Linked DNA regions of Homo sapiens: region 1 is linked to region 2. A link is a loop called in an ENCODE intact Hi-C map of the cell type or tissue named here. Cell type or tissue: ascending aorta. All regions are shown on one strand. Links, peaks and the distances in the headings refer to the core of each region. The heading gives the core; the rest is flanking DNA.

What was found. Hi-C counts contacts between places; a loop is a spot of excess contacts. Peaks named below come from ENCODE experiments on the same cell type or tissue, not always from the same donor. Only the 100,000 strongest peaks of a DNase experiment are listed, where the experiment ranks them.
Region 1: it touches region 2 in a loop (1.9-fold over the local background); 20 of 110 quality-filtered maps call a loop at or near these places.

Annotation. Positions count from the first base shown.
Region 1 is chr15:62,894,096-62,899,470 of GRCh38, reverse strand. No RefSeq gene overlaps it. Among named protein-coding and RNA genes, the nearest start is that of MIR190A, 73 kb to the right of the region's middle. RefSeq lists an enhancer at 1,111-1,876. In ascending aorta, for the core only: no CTCF peak of the experiment used is centred there; DNase peaks (open chromatin) are centred at 1,771, 2,290 and 2,954; H3K4me3 peaks cover 426 bases; H3K27ac peaks cover 3,896 bases.
Region 2 is chr15:62,845,475-62,850,849 of GRCh38, reverse strand. It overlaps LOC105370854 (a long non-coding RNA gene), which reads left to right. Exons shown (of 7, transcript XR_007064671.1): 2 at 2,712-2,975. Among named protein-coding and RNA genes, the nearest start is that of MIR190A, 24 kb to the right of the region's middle. RefSeq lists enhancers at 3,281-3,780, 3,781-4,282, 4,964-5,375. In ascending aorta, for the core only: CTCF peaks have their summits at 1,984 (motif pointing right) and 2,742; a DNase peak (open chromatin) is centred at 2,789.

The sequences.
Region 1 (5,375 bases), core at 114-5,113, 49 kb before region 2:
ACCACAAAAGCAATAAAAATGCATCCTCCTTGGACATACTGGTGTTGAGAGAAGCCACAGCTGGTCTATTACAAGGTTTTCACTCTGGCGATCACATTTTATTGCACTGATGACATGCAGAATTCCTTAGCTGACAGGTGATGGGGACAAAGAGCAGACACCTCACTGGTACCTGGTGCCAGGCTGCCTGCTCCCTTTGCCCTTCCTCCCAGTCTTGGCTTCCAGCCCTTATTTTAGGTCATGCTTTTCCCATCTATGTCAATGCCCAGCACACGGTGTGCCCCATTAAAACTCTGAGAACAGAAGAGTTGGAGGTTAGAGACATTCATCTGGGTTAATCACAGAACTTTCCACCTCAAGATTGGGGTCCTTGACATCTGTCCCCTCCCTCTTCCAGGCCGGCCTCACCACCTCCTTCTCTCTGGTCCTGGCAACTCCTCCAGACTTTTGGCAACAACATAGATGTCACATTCTTGTTACTACGTAGGACTGAGTTCATCTTCTTTTTAGTGATCGGTCCTTCAGATGTTTGGGCTGGGTTTGTTGCTACCACCATTATTATTATGAATAATTATAGCTGCCGATTATTGAGGGGTTATTGGGTACCAAATGCCATACATCCATAGTCATGGTCTCATTTAATCCATACAACAGCCAATGAGGTAAGTGCTATTATTCCATTTCACAGACGAGGAAACTGAAGCTTGCAAAAGTTGAGTATTACAGCCACAGAGCTAATAAAAGAAAATTGTAATTCCAGGCTTGCTTATTCCAAAGCTCATGCTCTTCACATTATGCTTATTTGCGATTCTTTTTCCATCTGTGGAAAGAGGAGGAGGGTGTAAAAGAATGGCTTTCACTAGACCTACAGTTCTGTTGTGGTTTTGTATGTACATGGTAAATGGAGACTACCATGACGTGGACACCCTTGCTGTCTAGGCTCTAGTGTCTTATAAAAGGGCTCTAAGGTGTGTGTGTGTGTGTGTGTGTGTGTGTGTGTGTCGCGCACACACACACACTTCTAAATGTAAAGAGAGGGCCATCCAGAGGTAGAGGGCTGTCAGGTAAGAAAATGACTCCGGAATTCAGCACACCTGGGTTCTGCCTCAGCTCTGACACTCATCAGCTTGTTATCTTAAGCAACCCGCTTCCCCTCCCTGTACCTCAGTTTCCTTATTTGTAAAAGAGGAATAACAAAGCCTAGGTCACTGTTAAGTGCATTAAGTGAGATCAATGGAAAGCGTCCAGAGGAGTGCCCAACCAAAGTTGGCATTCGAAAGTAAGGGTGTCCCTGTCCCACATTCTCTGGTGCAGGAGGGTTTCCCAAAGCAGCGTTGGGAAGAGAGAGAAGTGTGAGCCTTTGCCTGGGTGCATGCTCAAAGATGCAGTTTTGGGGAGGAGGGTACTTTGCAAACCCCAGCAAGTTTTCCACTGGGAACTGCTGGATTGTATGTTGGGAGCTTTGGAGTGAGGTTTGGGCCTTACCCCCCCCTTGGCCTCCCCAGCTGTTCGGGAGGGTGCAGGTCTGCTCCCCACACACACCCTCCCTTCTGCTTTCTTCCCCATGCATCTCAACCTAACCAAAGTTCACGCCCAGCCCTCGCTTTCTTTCCTGACTGCCACTCAGACCACAGACACGCGGGGCAGGGGCCACACTGGGTGGGGCTGCAGGTGGTCTGCAGGTCTCAGAGGGGGGTCTGGACTGAAGAGTTAGCCCCCTCCTGCTGTGAACCTCCTATTCTTAGAAAACCAGGGACTCCAAAAGCACTCCTGACCCCGCTCCCAGCCACAGACAGACACAGCGACCCACACAGACTTAGAGACACACACGTAGGCACACAGACACATAGAGATACAGACCCCCACCCCAAAACATGTACAGATATGCAAAGATATGCAGAGACACAGCCACATAGAGACAGACACACACAGAAATATGAACAGATGTATACACACATAGACACAGACCCACGCACACAGAAACATGTACAGATATGCAAAGACATGCAGAGATGCACACACAGACACACAGAAATACCCAGACACATAGAGACACATACATAGACGCAGACACACACGGAGACACTATGACGTGAACAGTGTGTGCGCGCACACACAGGTTCCCTCCCACCCGGCAGGCGCTGCCCTCTGCCCCGCGGCCCCCACCCCTGCGGCTCTGCCTCTTTGGTCTAATAAGGGTAGGTGAGAAAGCATTGTGAGATTCCGGAGATATTTCCTGGCTCCCCGCATGCTCCTTCTGTGGCGCGTCCAGCTGAATGTTCAGCTCTGGGCAAGTGTCCAGGGCCCGGGGCCCCAAGGCTGAGTCATGTAGACAAAGATTCCGAGGCCCTGAGTAGCCTTTCTAGATCCCCGGCCTTTAAAAAAACACCGCAGGATGCCCTAGGAGGCAGCGAAGTTTCCCACAGAAACTCCACTTTGTGCAGATTTAATCACAGGGCATTTAAATAGCATCATCTGGAGGTAATTTGGAATTTAAATTACCAGGCTAGAGGAAATTTTTTCTACCAAAAGAAGGGCTTGGAATATTATATTGTGTTGGTTATCGATCAGCCATTTGCAAGGGATTACAAAAGTGGTAAGGCCTGTTTTATACAATATGTTAGAACAATTTACAGCAGGATTTGGTCATCACTAGTGTAACTGGTATTACTTGTTCCACAAAGCTTGGGGCAAGAAATGACACATTTCATGAATTTCTAAATCAAATCGTCCTTAGACCCCACACCTACTAGGACCTCAGAAAAATTCAATCCCAGCCTCTTTTCAAGGCCCCTCCTCTCCTCCTATGCAGAACTCTGAGGCCTCAGGATCCTTGAAACTTGGGGGAAGGGCATCAGGTCTGTGACGATCACTGCCCAGTGGCTCATTGTCCATGCCCAGGTAAACCAGTAAAAGGCTGCTGCTCACGGCATCCTCCAAATTCAAGGCCACAGTGCAAGTGTCCAGTCCCCAGAAGCACACTGCCCACCCAGCCACTCCCCAGAGGCCTTGGCACCTCAGGGTCCTGGGTAAGAGGCTGGGCACCCAAGGGTCCTGCCAGTCCTTGAATGACCTCTAGCCCTTGGCCCCCTCCCCAGCCCTCGCAATCTCTAACAGTAAGTGTTAGGTCTACAGACCCTTAGAAAATCAAAGAAAGGCCTTTAACTTTCCCCCAGAGCAAGAGAAGCCTAGCCTTCAAGACAGGAAGGCCTCTGGAGAAGAAGAAGAGGAAATCCCCCACATTCTTTTCCAGTGAGCTACATAAGAAAAACAGACATGGTTAATTTATCAATTGCAGTGGCCAGTCACTTCTTAGTCAATAATTACCTGATTTACTTAATAATCCTTACTCTTCAGGGAGTAGATAGAGCTGTGGTCCAAAAAAAAAATCCAAAAAATCAACAAACAAACCCCTTTCTTTGAATAAAGATGATGAAATCTCTTGACTTCTGTAATATTCAGAGTCCCTCTGGATCACTTCCGTTTGGACAGGAATGGGTTCAGTCCTAAACAGCTTGGTGTCTAGTAGCTCAGTCTCTTTGTTCCCTTTCATGGAACAGTTGCACCCCTATTTGAGGACTGACAAGGGTGCGATGAGGGGTGACCCTGCAACTCAGGTAAACCCAGGCTAGCTCCGACTCACACCCAGCACCACACAGGCGGTAGAGCTTAAGGTTGGAAGGAATGGCTGTGGAATCAGATAAAACAGAGTTTGAGTTCTGGCTCTGTCACTTTTTATCTGTGTGACTTCAGGCAATTTACTTTACCTCTCTGAGCCTCAATTTCTTCCTTTCTAAAATAGGGATGATAAAGTGCCTCATAGGATGATGGAGAAGTTAAATGGCAGCCATGCAGACATGCCAGGATAGTGGTGTAAATTCATGCTGCAATGTACGCCCTCTGCTCCAAATACTCTCTGCTCTATATGTGATAGAGAAATGTAAGGTAAAATGACACAGCCACATTTGAAAAGCAATATTAGTGTCTCTGAAGACAAGACCAAGATGCATCCATGTCCCTCCTCTAGGGTCCCTAATAGGATTGACCCTATTTGCCTATGGTGATGATCAGCTTTGTCTTCATCCCTTTTTCATTCTTCCCAGCCCCCGCCCCACTCCTATTCGTTGAATCATTTCCTAAAATAAACAAGCTGCAGACAAGCCATTATTTCAGAGTCTGCTTTGTGTGTGTGTGTGTGTGTGTGTGTGTGTTGGGGGGACTAAGACAGCTGGAAAGGAGAAAAACCAAAGCAAAACAAAAGGGTGGGAAATAGAAAACAAAATATGGCAGGAATCAGTTAAACTATACGTCATTATAATAAATGTAAACAGATTACCTCTCAAATGAAACATTCTCAGATTAGATAAAACAAATGAACAAAGTTTATAAGAGATACACCTAAAGCAAAACCATAACAATTGGAAATAAAAAGTTAGAAAAAGATATACCAGTTCAATGCTAACCAAAACATGAAATATATATTGTTATGGGTGAAACTGCATGCTCCAAAAGATACGTTGAAGTCTCAACCCTCAGTATCTCACAATGTGACCTTATTTGAAAAGAGTCATTGCAGATGTAATAAAATTAAGATGAGGTCATATTGGAATAGGGTGGGCCCTTAAGCCAATATGACTGGTGTCCTTTTTTTTTTTTTGAGATGTAATCTTACCCTGTCACCCAGGCTGGAGTGCAATGGCGCCATCTCAGCTCACTGCAACCTCCGCCTCCCGGGTTCAAGCGATTCTCCTACCTCAGCCTCCTGAGTAGCTGGGATTACAGGCATACTCCACCACGCCCAGCTGATTTTTTGTATCTTTAGTAGAGACGGCATTTCACCATGTTGGCCCGGCTGGTCTCGAATTCCTGACCTCATGATCCACCTGCCTTGGGATCCCAAAGTGCTGGGTTTACAGGCATGAGCCACATGCCCAGCTGGTGTCCTTATAAGGAGATGAGAGACACAGATGCACAGAAGCCAGCCATGTGATGGGGGAGGCAGACACTGGTGTTATGCTGCCACAAACGGAGGACTGCCTAGGGCTACTAAGAGCTAGAAGAGACAAGAAAGGCTCCTCTCCTAGAATATTTGGAGGGAGCATGGTCCTGCCAATTTCAGGCTTTGATTCCACTTTGATTTCAGACTTCCAGCATCTGGAACTGTGAGGAAATAAATTTCTATGGGTTTAAGCCACCCAGTTTATGGTAATTTGTTATGGCGGCCCTATGTAATTAATATACATAACTAACAATATTTATATCAGACCACATAAAATTTAAGGCCTGATATGGTTTGTCCCCATCCAAATCTCATGTTGAATTGTAATTCCCAATTCTGGGGGAAGGCCCTGGTGGGAGGTGATTGGATCATGGGG
Region 2 (5,375 bases), core at 173-5,172:
GATGGAGACTAGGGGTGGGGAGACCTGTGCCCCGACCGCTCATCCCAGAGTCTAGAAACAGGACTGGGATGGCTGCTGTCTGTAATAAGTCTGCTATCCTTTTCCATACCCATCAAGTAAGCCATATACTGGAATCCGGGTGTTACCAACATCACACTCTAGAGATGCATCAAAAAGTAAACATTTGTTGAAGACCTACTGTGAGTCTGGCACCACGTTAGGGGCACGAGTGCTCAGTTAACTCTTGAAAGTGGACGCAGTGGGGTTTTCATTGGTCACATTTTCAAGATTGCTTTCATGTAGGTGTGAAGGAAAACGGAACAAAATTTCGCTGCATGCCTAGTATGTGGTCAAATGCTTGTTGGCCTTTTCCCATGCGACTGCTACCTGGCATTAGTTAGGGCACCTTGGCTGCAAGCCCAACTCTGTCTGGCTTAAATGTGGCAGAAGTGTATCTGGTTAGTGATTGGGAAGCCTGGAAGAATTAGGTTAGACAAACCGATCGACACTGCCACCAAAGATACAGATTCTTCGATTGCCTTCATTCCACCATCCTTGCGGGAGGCTCCACGATGAGGCTGGTGCTGATTGTGGTCAGAAAGTGGCTTTTTCATTCACTACTGATAGGGAAGAGAGAGCCTGTTGGGGATATATGATAGACATTGTGCTTGACTTCCCAACATCGACTCCCCTCTGCCTTGTGGAGTGCAGCAATATTTTGGGGACTTGGCCTCAAGTCAAGGATAACACCGTTTTCATTGGTCACATTTTCAAGATTGCTTTCATGTAGCTATGAAAGAAAAGGGAATAATTTTTTTTTTTTTTTACTAAAAGAATAGATTTTTATTAAGCGCTGTAAGTTTCTAGCAGCATTAACAGAACAACAGGCCAATTTCCATCACAGAACAACTCCTGAGGCATTCTCATTCCTTTCTGAAACTCTTCCATGAACTCCTGCAGTTCCCCCAAAGAAGCATCCATGCAAACTTAGATGAATAAACTATGGAGCTTTTGTGGTGAGGTGGGCCAAAAAAGCAGGGAATTTGGAATCTGGGAGTAGGAAAGAGAAATACATATTATCCACTCAGTAAACTGTCAAGAATGTGTTTCCTCTTATCTCCAGCAGATATTTTCTCTTATCTCCTTGGCCAGAATCAGGTTATATGTCCATTCCAGAACCAGTCACTAGCAGGGGGAATGGTATTATCCTTGACTTGAGGCCAACTCCCCCCAAATATTGCTGGACTCCATAGGCAGAGGGGAGTAGATGCTGGGAAGTCAAGTACACTGTCTATCAACAGGCGTGAAAGCTAAGACTTGCTCAGAGCCATGTCTCTCTGACGTTCAAAGCCCTTGTAGGTTCTTTTCACTTCATTGTACTACATGAGGCAAGAAAAGGGAAGGAAGGATTAGGGAGTTGAATTTCAAGTGCCCTTTTGGAGCATGCAGCTGCAGGAGGAAACTCTGCTTCTTAAAGTACCCTTTCCCCTCTACCTTTCCCTTCTTTTTCAGATGGTCCTCACATCCCACTGGCATTCAGACCAGGGGCACCGTTGTGTAGGGATTGGCTCACACCGTCCAAGGTCCTCTCAATATTTCAGTAACAACTCCCTTTGGCGGGGCATGATGGCTCACACCTGTAATCCCAGCACTTTGGGAGGCTGAGGTGGGTGGATCGCTTGAGGTCAAGAGTTTGAGACCAGCCTGGGCAACATGACAACACCCCGTCTCTACTAAAATACAAAAATTAACTGGCTGTGGTGGCGGGTGCCTGTAATCCCAGCAACTCTGGAAGCTGAGGCAGGAGAATTGCTTGAACCTGGGAGGCAGAGGTTGCAGTGAGGCAGGATCGCGCCATTGCACTCCAGCCTGGGCAACAGAGCAAGACTCTGTCTCAACAAACAAACGACTCCTTTTGAGCTGGAGCCTGTCTTCTGGATTTTGCTGGACAATGGGGAGAGTTACCAGGAGGTGGCAGGATATTTAGGATCAAGTTGTGTTTCCTTGCAGCTGTTTCAGGAAGGAAACCCTAGGAAAGCGATTTTCAGAGAAACTATTTTAGTCTTAGGCAATAATGTTGCCCTGTGGCATGGCAAGGCCACGGGGAGGTGGGGAGGAGGAAGAAGACAGCTGTGGTGGGTGGTAGGTGTTTGGGAACAGGCTTTTTTAGTTTGTTCAAGCTCAAATCAGCCAGAGTTCAAAGCAGCTGACACCAAGCAGGTCATAAACACGAGTTACAAACTGCATGGTCTGAAGTTTTCTCCCAGGCAATCAATCTTTATTAAATATCTCACATGTCCAAGGCTTGGTTTTGGGTGCTAGGGAGGCTGCATGAGATCCCTGCCTCCGACCTAGATGAGGCTGCTGCACAGGCGAAATACTACCTAGTAACACTAGACGGGATATGTGACATGCTAAGAGGGGAGGAGAGACAGTAATTGCAATAGGATTTGGGAGCAGTGTTTCCCAAGGTGTGATCTTTGGAATATCTGTCCCTCAAAATATACTGAAATTAAAAACTGCTCCAAGGGCCTCCAAATTGGGGCAACCCCATATATTATAGGCTCCTTTTGGAGATATCCAGTGCATATGAGTATCTTAAAGGCTCCAAGAAGTCTCATAGAGACTTATTAAATTATTAACCTATTTACCTTTCATAGCCTGATTTCTGATACTTATTTACCCATGAAACACCTCCTTTTTCTCTCCAGGAAACAGGGCTACCCGATCTATCGGTGTCCTATGGAACCACACTGCCCCCTGTGGTCAGAACCACCTGGGATGCAGAACAGCAAGGACTGCAAACTTGGGTGCAGAGGGCTTTCCTCCACGCAACCCAGGAAGCTCCGTGATTGGCAAACTGCTCTGTCAGGATCCATCGAATCAGCAAACATAGGTGCCTCTAGGATGCAAACCAGGGAACAGGACTGTTATGTGGCTTGCTGGTAGCCAAGCAAAATGCCCCGATCCATCAGGTGAGCTGATGATGAGCTTGCAGACATTGGAGAATGTAGCACTGAGGCAGAGTGGCAGCCAGCCTGAAAGGTTTGTCATGTCTTCCCCTGCTTCCCTGGCCCCTTATTCCTTTGGAACGGAGCCCTGATTCCAAGGAGTGCAGGCCCTGCCAGACAGCCTTTGTCCCTACCTGTCCCTCCAGGTTTAGGCCTTGCATGGTCCTCTCCCCGTATCCCTCCTTCCTGCCTGCATGCCTAACACCCTAAATGTTCTCTCTGCTCTGTTCAGTAGCCCAGGCTACTTCCCATCCTTTGAGAATCTACTCCAGCCCACCTCCTCCTCAGTCCTACCCTCCCAAGGACCCGCCCTGAGGCTGGAGTCCTGCTGGCCTCCCACCACACTGGATAACTTGGCATTGCTCTCATTTCTCCTTGCAGGAGACGGGCTTCTCCAGGGTGGTCTGAGATCTCTGGAGGGAAGAACCGTGCCTTGCCTTCTCCTTCCATCTCCTCTCATGCCCATAGAGTCAGGGAGCTGAGAGGACACCAGCCCATCTCTGCCCCGGAGCCTCTAAGCACCTCTCCCTTCCTGCTTTTCCAAATGCCTCTGCAACACCAGGGTGCTGGGCGCATGGGACTGAGGGCCTCCCTCTGGGCCCCTTCTCACCCTGGGCTACCCCAAGTCTTGGACCCCATGTGGAACATGGTCAGCCTTCTGATGAGTCCAGAAAGCATTTCTCCAACATTTAGTTGTGAGCTTAAGGGAATTAAACTTCTCTTTCTGAAAATAAGCTGCAGATTATCCTGAGAGAGGCCCAAACAGGCAGGAGGCTCTGAATATGGCCGCAAGAGCTCAGGCTGTTACTGCCCCTCCTAGGTGCCAGCCCACACAGGCAGGGTTTTCCGCCCACCACCCCCAGGTCAGCCTGGCCATAGAGGGTCTGGGCTGGGGCTTCTCCCCTTGGGGAGTTCAGGCAGCAGAACTCCTGCAATTGTGCTCTGCTTGGGGTGGAAGGTGTTCAGATAAAAATGCCTGGTGGAGTATCTCGGAACCACAGAACTACCTGTGAACGCTGTGGTTTTAAACCCAGGATAGAGCTGTGGTCTGAAAACAGGGTTTTGGAGACACTCAGTGGGAATAAAGTAAAGCAAGGCTCTCTGTGACTGCATGATACAGAACAAGCTCGGTAGCACGGGCTCACTCAGTGGTCTCAGAATGTCTTCTTCTTCCCCTCACCAGACATGTGCAGACTTGGCCTCTCCTGCAGCCCCCACCAGCCCCTATGGTCTCTTTCCCTACTCGCCCAGGAGCCCCCAGCACATCCCAGGTTCTGCCATATGCACACAGTTCCGTCTGCCCCCAGCTCCCTCTCCCTGTGTCTGCCTGCTTAATATCTATCCCACTAGCCAGGTCTGACTGAGGTTCTCCCTATGCTCTTGATTTAAAAAAAAAAAAAAAGCTTTGGAAACAAATTGGAATTTCAATCCTTGCTTTGCCACTCACTAGCTGGGTGATCTTAACATAGTGGTTGGGAGATCCCCGTTCTGCTAGCTGTGTGGCCTTGGGCAAGTTACCTAACCTCTCTGTGCCTCAGCCTTGCTGGCTATAAAATGGAGATAAGAGCACCCATGCGTTGTACAGGGTATAGTTGTGAGGATTAAATAAAGGTGATAATGGTGCGTGTCTGGCACGTGGTAGGTGTAGGGTAGGTGTTAGCTAACTTAGAGATGGAACGCGGCTCCCCCATCCTACCTCTGGCAGCAGCCCCTCCCACTACAGCATCTCCCACTGGGCAGCTCTGTGGCCCAGCTCACCCTGCTTTGAATTTTTTTTACCTTGGAACCGAATTCATTCTCCAGTTGCTGACCTTTGTTAGTGCATCTCCTGTTTCCATCATGCATTTTCCCTGCACAGAATCTCTCTCCTGATCTCCTGCAGAGTGATTCATCTTATGACTGGACCTGAAGTGCCCTCCCTGACACAAGGCCCCTCACGGTGTGCTCCTGGCTGCCTCCTTGCCGGCCTCAGGGAATTGTTCACCTCCTTAAGCAACTGCCTCTTCAGAAACCCAGGCCTACCTAAGTGCGGTTCCTGCAGCCTGGAGTGCCACCCCCATCCCTTCTCTGCTGGGGAACTCCTATTTATTAGGAGTCGGGCCAAATGTCCTCCTCTTGGAAATCCTTCCCAGCTTCAGGGCTCTGCCCTTTACTCCCACACCCTTGGGTCAATGTTTGCCCTCCCTGGACTGTGACCTCCTCCAGGAATTAGGCTCGGGTCCCCAGAGTCCTACACACAGCAGGGGCTGGGGCACTTCTAAGTTAAGGTCGTAGTTGATGGGTCAGCCTGATTGAGCTGCGTGTGCAGAGGATCTGAACTCCTGCAGACACCACTTCTGCATGAGTCTTGGTTTGCCGCTCTGC